Regions from separate parts of the Homo sapiens genome. Here region 1 is linked to region 2. The links are chromatin loops, found by intact Hi-C in ENCODE. Cell type or tissue: psoas muscle. All regions are shown on one strand. Region 1 overlaps TCF4 (transcription factor 4). Region 2 overlaps TCF4 (transcription factor 4).

Evidence for each region. A loop is a pair of places that touch in the nucleus more often than their neighbours do. Peaks named below come from ENCODE experiments on the same cell type or tissue, not always from the same donor. Only the 100,000 strongest peaks of a DNase experiment are listed, where the experiment ranks them.
Region 1: a loop joins it to region 2, with 7 times the contacts of the local background. A loop is called at or near these places in 67 of 110 quality-filtered maps.

The regions. Positions count from the first base shown.
Region 1 is chr18:55,575,094-55,580,093 of GRCh38, forward strand. All of the region lies in intron 3 of TCF4 (transcription factor 4), which reads right to left. Among named protein-coding and RNA genes, the nearest start is that of TCF4, 11 kb to the right of the region's middle. In psoas muscle, a CTCF peak has its summit at 2,886; no DNase peak of the experiment used is centred here; H3K4me3 peaks cover 4,053 bases; H3K27ac peaks cover 4,665 bases.
Region 2 is chr18:55,420,334-55,425,333 of GRCh38, forward strand. All of the region lies in intron 5 of TCF4 (transcription factor 4), which reads right to left. Among named protein-coding and RNA genes, the nearest start is that of TCF4-AS1, 30 kb to the right of the region's middle. RefSeq lists an enhancer at 2,061-3,515. In psoas muscle, no CTCF peak of the experiment used is centred here; DNase peaks (open chromatin) are centred at 1,918, 2,328, 2,688 and 3,088; H3K4me3 peaks cover 3,676 bases; H3K27ac peaks cover 4,499 bases.

The sequences.
Region 1 (5,000 bases), 150 kb after region 2:
TACACCCCATATAAAAGAGAAATTGTTCAAAATGAGCCAGAAAAAGAATAATAAGATGTTAATAAAATCAGGGGAAAATTAGATGTCAGAAGAAAATTAATCTTGCAGTTAGAAGTAACTAGATTGAAGAATCACAGTGGCCATAAGAGAACAGAAAAGCATTCAATGGTTTGGGGCACTAGTGGACAATAATGTCCAAGAGGGCACATAACAAAGAACAATTATTCAAACAAGCATTAAAACTGACATCGTTTAATATTTCTTTTCAAACTTACAAATTGGGTTATGTATGAAATTGGATATTCAACCTGGAAATATTATTACCACCTGCTGACCAAAGCTTTGAGTTTCAGGTTGTAGGGTTGCAAAATATTTCCAATATAAATCCTTTACTTTTTGAAAAGTGAAGAAAAAGGTTGAGGAATTCATAGGTTCTTAACTGAAATCTTTTACATGAGTCTAGAATATCCTCTTTGTCATAAATTTTTTTTTTTACTCTATACCAAGCACAGTCATTCATTAATAAATTCTTCCTAAGCCAATATCAACCATCATTTGAATTTTTGGCTTCACTATGGAAATTGGACACACATGCTAAGTTAAGATACTTGCAGGTCACAGAGAGAAAGACACTTTAATCTGAACAATATTTGGGGGAAGGGATGGTATACACATACACACACACGTGTATTTTTCTATTTGTGATGTACTTCTGGTCAGTTTCATTAAAAGGTATATCTGGCCACTTCACAATGTTTTTACAAATATTACATTAGTTTTTGCTAAGATCACGGTATCTCCGGAAAAGTTTTAAACGCATTTCTCAATATATAATATGGCAAAGATAACTATCACATTTCCATTCCAGCTTTTGACCAAACAATGTGACACTGGTCATGGTGATGCCAGTGATGATAATAAAAATTATAATGATGAATTTTTGCAATCTTAAAATGTTTTAAATACAGCAGTATTCCTTTTTAAAAAATGTGAAAACCCCTCTTGAATTGTACTGGTGAGTTTCGATTTTGTTTAGTTTTGAGGTGCAGCCTTTAAGATTCTACCACTTCCTCAATATGAAACAGCTACTTACCAGCAAACATTGCAAAAGAACCTAGATTTCCAGAATTTGGCTACATGAACAATTTTCTCCAAAGCAGCTTCATTTGGCTCAAGAAAGTTTCCACTGCTGAGTGATATTATAGGAAGAATTTTGGGAAGTAGGGACACAAAATCTTCAATTTCCATCCCGACACTACCATTAAAAACATATACTTTTGGATGGAACTGGATTATAATCGGTAACACCCCCGAGTGAAACGCAAACTCAGTCAAGAAAATAAACGGCAACCAAGACAGGGGTTTTTGCCTGGAAATCATCCCATGTGTCTAGACCAGAGTTGACTCCACTTTAGAGCCAAGAAACTTCTCTTTCTGGGAGCTCTCTTTAATCTACCCTTTCCAGTTTCTTTCATCTGTGCTTGGTTCACAGTGATCCTGATATGCACGCTCAGTCTCACTACCTACTTGTCAAAATTCTACCATTCCTTCAAGGATTAGAATTGAGTTTTCCATGAACCCTTCATTATTAATTTCCCCATGAAAGAAATAAGTTTTCATTTCTCTAAACTCCCACATTATTGTGTCTTCCCAATGCTAGATGTTAATCACATTTTTACTTTTCTATTTTCTCCTGTTAGAAGAAGCTTGTCCAACCTACAGCCTAACACAAACTCGTGAACTTTCTTAAAACATGAGGTTTTTTTGCAAAAGTTTTTCAGCTCATCAACTATCGTTAGTGTATTTTATGTGTGGCCCAAGATGATTCTTCTTCTTCCAGTGTAGCCCAGGGAAGCCAAAATATTGGACACCCCTGTGTTAGAATATATGCCCTCTGAGAGAAGGTTCTCTCTTCCATAAAGCCCTCTATGTCCTCTAATTGCTAACATGGAGATATGAGAATAGCAGGTACTAAATATATATATATATTATATATACATTTATATATTTATATATGTATATATACATTTATATATTTATATATACATTTATATATTTATATATGTATATATACATTTATATATTTATAAATGTATATATACATTTATATATTTATATAAATGTATATATACGTTTATATATTTATATATGTATATACATATTTATACATATATGTGTATATATACATATATATATATGATGATCCATCAATCAGAATTAGACTAGATAGATGAAAAGCTGACTAGCTAGATGCAAACAACATCCCATCTCCATTCCCAACATATTAAAACCCAAGGGGACAAACTGAAGCTATGCTACCAGTCTCCAGATATAAATATAAATAAAGATACTTTTCTAACCATAATCATTATCAATTTTTACTCATCTTAAGTGAATATAAAAGCAATTACTGACAAGGTATGCCAATTTGCATGTTTTTCATGGCTTGCTCCTCAGCATTTTACACACTGTATGAAAACTGGATTGTCCAGAGTTTCAATAACCTGCATAGATGCTAGGTCTTTTTGCACTTTACCAGTCCTGTAAACACCCCATACTTAAGTCTTCACATGGGAAATTTGAGATTAAAAACCTTCCATTTGGATGCCTTGCAATTCAGCTAAGTACCCCCCAAAAGAATGTTTAAATGAATGGAAGATTAAAGCAAAGCAGAACATTCTAAGGGGTATCCTGTAATGGGGCTTTGTCACCACCTTCTCTGTTTTTATTGAGCAAGTGGTCTTTTCCCAAGGAGCAGAAAGTTTATATGCCAACCATCAGTCCAGTTTAACTATTTGAAGTTTAAAATGTCAGAGAAAAAAGTTTGTAATGGAAATGCTGACAGGCCATGAAGTAAAAAGGCACCAGCAGGTGCTGCTGTAACCCAGGGTCATAATTCAATCAAGCTGGATTTTGACGTCATCCGTTACAGAAAAAAGCCAAATGGTTTATGAACAGCACCAGATCCCCCAAGATTAAATTACAGCCCTGATATTTAATCATGGGTCTTACTTTGTTATTTTTAATAACACAATACATTTTAACAGTTATTTGTCAACTGCCTTGGCCAAATTAGAACACGTGATGACAAGTGGGCTGGATTACAACGTCCATCTTTCACAATCTCAATTTTTAATAATTTTTTCAGAAATGGTAGATTATACACATTTTTCCCTTCTTAAGAAATATACAGTTGGTACCATCGAATTGAGTCCAAGCCTTAATTAAAAGCAGCATGAGGTCTTTGACCAGAGGGTCAGGACATGTGTATTTGTGTCCTATTACAGCCAATAACCAACTGCATGATTTGGGCAAAAGACTTTTAACCCTCCCGAACCTTGGCTCCTTACCTAAAAAATAGAGCATCTCTAAAGTCTCTTATAAATGTAAATTTCCATAAATTATTTACTTGAAAAACAATATTGTGTCATTACTTTGGGATTCCCTGAGGATTTGAATGCAAACTTTTTATAGCAGAAAAGTTGACGGATTTTGTATTTCAGCTAAAATTACTTGGATCAAAGAGACATTCTGGCACATGAGAATTTATAAACTAACATTTTTAGAGGCAATGTCAGCATCAGCAAGTGAAACAGGTTCTTTAAAAAGTAACGTACAAATACGGCTGCACAAATACTGCCGCACATGTGAAGGGGTGTTTGCAAAACAAATCAATAAAGGCACATCCAACAATGGATTGCAGTTAATAAACTACATATAGTAATTACCACCAATGCCAGTCCAGAAAGTCATTCATTAAATGTTAATTGTCACACAAAAGTACAAAAGCACCCATTTGAACAATCAATCGTGTGGCTGCACCTTTAAATAAAATACTTTCTTACAGCCCTGAAATTCACCCACATAAACTGATTTTAAACACACCTGGGTATTTGATATGCTGATTAACTGGGCCTTTATCTTTGAAATGAAAGTAAACATGACAACCTTTTCAACATTTTCACTATTCCTGCAAGTCTAATATAAATATATATATATATATTTACCTATATATAACTTATAACAAAGTGTTAATCTTCTCCAAAGATTAAATTATTATTTCTCTTATATCTCTCTCCTAAGTATTAAGAGAGATATGGGTCAAAAGTATCCACATAAAACCCATGTGCATACCTTATTCCTAGTCAATTGGCTCACGAATGTACAAAATGGGTAGCTCACATATAAGCTAATAAACCTGGTGGTCAGTTGTGAAAATTTTACCCAGAGTAATAAGAAACCAGTAACAAAAATAACCTTTTAAAAAATCTGTAATGTATTTTACATTTTCTAATACTTAGCACTATCTAATTAACTTGGAAGAACAAACACCTGGCCATAAAAAATAGCTCATAAAATACAAAAAAAAAAATAATAAAGAAAGGGCAGATTTTTCTGTTCCTACTTAGCTTCATTTTCATGCTATGTCTGTATAAAATCTGACTTATTCAACTTACATATAGATTCTAAAGGTTTGGCCAAGAACATTTTGGTTTAAGACTTGTAAACTGAAGAACATTTCAAAACACACCATGTTCCTTATTAGGCAACTTAAGATCTGTTATCTTGGCTTATGGGAACAGATCTAAATAGCATCATAATACTAAACGTTGAAAATCACAGGCCTGGGGCCACCAGGACTCAACTCTATGACTTGGACGAGGTTGCAAACTTCCAATATAAAATGTAGTTTACCATTAGGAGTAAATGTTTGATCTTTAAAGCTTACAAAATTACTTTGTTTATCATAGCAGATGAAAGCAAAAAGGAATAATTTTAAGCTCAAAACAAAACTGTTTATATGACAGTCTTTACTGCTCCATGATTCTAAGCATTTAAGACAGATTCGAGCAATTAACAGCATAAACTTTCATTACATAGTTCTATTATATATGTTTATGTGACTTGGCTGTTCATCTGTTATTTAAGTGATTTCCTCATTACAATAGTAGGGTAAGGATAATTTGCTGATGCTGTCAAAAATGTTAAGCATTTCAGTT
Region 2 (5,000 bases):
ACTAACTTGTCAACACAGCATGATTACCATGATTATGTGTAAAAACAATCTCCAATACTCCCTTTCCCTTCCACACTCTACTCCAAAAACATCTTCTAACCCGCTTTTGGAAATAATGGGATTCCTTGATCACGGGACAACGAATCACCCTGAAGTTTTTCTCCAGTTTACTCAGTCACATAAGCCACCAGAGGCTAACCACACTGACAACAAAAGCAAGTCCCAGGATTCCGGGGGCTAATACCATGCTAGGCATTACTTGGGAAGTTATGAGTTGGTATACATCTGTGAATTTGGTGGGAGGAGAAAACTAACAGTAAATTTATCAAAGCCAGTGGAACGTTCAGCGTTATAAAATTACAAGGATCTGCTTCTCGGCGACTAACCTGCTTTTTCACTTCTGCCATCACTTCCTCATTTACACATATTAGAAGCTGGTCAAAGATTTCATTAGATGTGGTTTTGACAATAACAGCAAAGTGCCTAAAGCCACAGATTTTTAAATGAGCCCCAAATTCAGATTTGGGGGAAAAAAGAACCAATCACAGCAGAAAGCGCTTTAAAAGAAAAAAAAAAAAAAAAGAAACATTATCTTGAGCAGTTATTCTGCACTTAGTTGTACTGTGTGAAAAGAAAATAAAAAAAGCTCTATAAAATGTCAGAATTAACCTATCGTTTCAGATTGCTTACAGGTGAAATTCTACCATCTGGATGGGCAGTTTGCCCACACAAAAAAAGAAATAAACTAAAAGGAAAAAAAAAAAGTAAAACCTTCTTTTGCCTGCTATTTTACCACAATAGATTTTACAGGAGAGAGGACAGAGCCACCATAATCTTTAGACATGGACACACACACATTTACACACATGCCTGTGTACACACACACAGGTTCATGTACAAACTGTGACAAAATAAAAGTTGGAAGAAGCAAGAGATTGAAATAAAATTCTGTTTCTTGGAACCCCAAGAGTTTAACAAGGAATGAAACCCAGTCATTCTTAATCACATACAAGGGAAAAAAGATTTATTTTAAAATTTTCGTGAAATAACTGATGATTCTTTCTGTTTTACTGAAATACTCTAAAAAATAAGGCCCCGCATATCAAAGTTTCTCTCTTCCCTTAACAAGGCGTATTATAATCTTTATTTATGCTGGGCTAGCAACTTTGGGAATTACAATTTAACTTTAAATAAACAGGAAACTGCATCTTAGGAACTCCCAGAAGTCATTTTATTCATCTGAGAGTGAAAATGCTTATAAACGTTATAATTTATAAAGAAGTACACTTCTATTTTCCCTTTTTCTTAATCATTATACAAACCTTTTATTAAAACATCTGCCTCAGCAAAAAGACCAGTTTTAATAATCATCATTTTTTAACCTAAAGATCAAATAGAAAATGAAGTCAGACTCTGTTTAAGTTTTTCTTTCTAACCTTGAGGGCCAGATAGAACTTTCAGTTTAACTTCAGGCTTGTCTGTCAAACATGGTACCAGGTTGGCATCAAGTGTACATTTGCCAACCTAAAGTTCCACATTTTGAAAGCAACACACAGAGGCTTTCATAAATTAACAGCTCTCTGTGTTAAATATTTGTCGATATCTCTGCTCTGGGGTTTCTGGGTTTCCATTTTGATTGCAGAGTGTCTCCTAAAATTACATTTGAAGAACAACACTAAACCAGAAGTGTTGAGTGAGAGAATTATGGGCACATTCTCAAACTCTTACACTAAACCACAAAGGGAATAGATTAAAAAGAAAAAGCACAAAAAAAAAAAAACCACTATCATCCAAAAAAAAAAAAAAAAAAAAAAACCCACCCTGAATAGAGAAATCGAATACTTGCTTTTCTTTCGACCTTATGGGTAGCACGCCGAGGGAGGCACCAGAAGATCTAAGCCCAAATACGTGATGAAGAGTCGCCAAAAAGCATGTGGATGAATAAACTGTTGTGGCGTGAATCTGCCAGCCAGAGGACAGAACACAACATGCTGGGGCTTGGCTGTCCTAACATGTTTTACTATGTACATTTAAATAGTCTTGAAAGGGAAAAGGAAAGAAGGGAAAAGGTGGAGGGTTTGGGGGGTTTTTTTTAATATTAAAAAAAAAGTTTGCCAGAAATTCTCATACTTGGGTCACAAATAAAAGTACTTTCCTATTATTAAAAAAAAGAGAATCTAGTTCTTAGGCTAACACTCATCACATGTTTCCTATGATGGAAATTTAGGGGGGTGGTTTAAAGAGTTAAAGACTCCCTACCATTAATTTGCATCTGGTGCTTTTAGTGTGTGTGTGTGTTTTTTTCTTCCCTGAAAAGTTGGCAGAGCCGCCGATTTTCCATAATGCAAGCATTTGGGAATTGTGAGCGGAATGAAACCGATCCAATCTCCTGACTGCGACATGAATTTTCATTAATTACAACCTTGTCAGCAAAAGCATTATCAAAGCTGAATATGAAAATGCTAATGAGTCCTCATTTGCATATTTTTCTTTGTTGGAATGTCATTAATTATTACATTTTATGATGATGAATGCAGCTGTCGAAGCTCTCCGATGCATAATTAGCCATCAGAATGCCAGGAGCCGATCAGCATTTTTGGGTGAAAAAAAACAAATTTCACTTCCACTCTCCCCCAACCCAACACCACCAAACACACACACACACACGCACATGCTCACACACACACGCACACACAGACTCGGAGCCCTGATGATGACAGTCCTGAGGCCGGACTTTGGGGGAAGTTGAAAAGGGCTAGGTTAAAGCAAATTTATTTTTGCCTTAAAATTATTTTGTTTTTAGGCGATAATGGTCTTATACAATAGAAGCAGTTCTTAATAAAAAAAAATCGTTATTCCAGCTTAATTAATGCCACGCTTAATTATAACACCATGATGTCAGCGGTTTTAATTAAGTATTGGCTCCGTTACAAAAAAAAATCCTCACTGCAGTAAGAGTCACAATACACAGAGTTGTGCAAATCATTTCTGCGATATTTTGGTCTTCCGTGGTTCACGAACTATTCAGATATTAACAGGCAGCATTAAAACTCCACGCACACACGCGTGCGCAGGAGAGGCACACGCGCGCGCGCACACACACACACACACACACACACACAATCAAGCAAAGGGGAAAAACCGTACTTTCCTACTACATTACTTGGACAGACTTTAGAGCTTACCTACTTGACCACTTTTTTGAGCTAAAGTGTAAGTGAAGATGACAAAACATAGCTCATCCTCTCTCAGCCTCTGGGAACGGTGTTTATAAGTAAAAAAAGAAAAACAACACAGAGCAGATGGGACCATTACACATGACCAAACCAATCAATCACAGATGAAGGGCCCAGGTGCAGCGCAGCCGTGCAACAACGCACCATTTCACAGTCTGTCAGACACACACACACGGTCGTCCATGAGTGACCCTCCTCAGCTCCCCCCGGACCTCATCTGGGGCGCTGCGCCCCTCTCGCCTGCCTACACTCCAACTGACGTCTTCATAATCGCCCTGTCTTTCTATCTGCTTTGGCTCCTGTAAAGAGAGGAGGATGGAAGGGGTGGTGACTGGGCGGAAGGGGGGATGGGAGGGGAGATGAGGACAGGGGCTCACATCATTGTCACTTATGAGGAGTCCGGTCTTCCTCCTTCTGCCATCCCCATGGCCCCTCCCTCTCCAACCACCATCAGAATCGCTTTTCTAACCATCATTACGCTCATTAATTTTTAAGGGTGACTGCTTGGCTGCGGCACCCCAACTGTCTGCCATTAGAAATAGAAATTTTGTGTGTGAGTTTCTTGCCTGTGAGGAAAAAAGATGTGTGTCACTCGACAAAGTCATGATTAGATGGAAATGTTAGAAATTAATTAATTGGAAGTGGGTAGGAAGACTTTTCTTAGCCCCCTCCAGATTAGTTAACATGAGACTCTAGTTACCCACAAGCTTCCAAGGAATCAGCTCTGTCTCAAGATTTTGTGTCTTAAAGAAATTCCACAGCCTTTGGCATCCTATATCACAAACTCATCCAGGAATCACTGAACCCAAATGAAATTGTACATTTGTAAGGGTCACAAGCTTACACTGGCAACATAACTGAAACACCAACTTAAACACAAAGTTAGGGACAGGCTCCCTGCTTTAAACTCAGAATTCCTAACTCACAGCCTAACTTTCTATGGCTTGCAGCTTTCCTTTCTTTAAAACAAAACAAACAAAAAGCACAAAAATATCAAACAACAACTAAGGGGGGAGCAGAGAAAGACAGTAACCAATAGAATCAAAAGGATAATACACAGCACTGAGGCCCACCTACCCCATTTGAAAAAAAACTTCATCACACCACATCAGAAAAAAGCAGATTGGTTTTATTGATCCAATGAATTATTTAATCATGTCTTCTTCCTTAAGTCTAGGTAATTTATAACAGTTTTTGAGATCTTTTGATACAGTACAAATATTATAAAGAATCAACTATATTTACTCAAAATATTGAAAATGGATACTTTCCCCAGCTTTAGGAGATGCCTGCTCATCCGAAGAGTGATTGAATGTTCTCGACAATTTATAATTTATTTTGCCTATTTAGAGATGAGAAGGAGTTTAGGAAAGCACTCAAACCCTCCAAAGAACAACTATATGACTGCAAAATAGCTTAAAGGATTTATGTCCCAAAATGCTCATGACATTTTAGGCATTACTGAAAATTTACACTAAGAACAAGAAAAAGTTTAATCAAAATAGACCACACAATCCAGCCACTTTAAGGATTAAGTCAAGTTGTCATTTATGTGAAGCTTCATGTAATGGTGGAAAAAATGAAATAGAGTACAGGCTAAGTTGGGTGAGAAAGTGTCCTACCTAAAATCTGCATGCCATTCCATTTACAGGCAAAGGCAATTTTACACAACACTAGGCAGATTGGATTCGTTGAAATGAAAGCTTTGTCTCTTAGCATGGGCCCTATCATCAATTCAAACATATTTTCAGAATGGTTTGATGA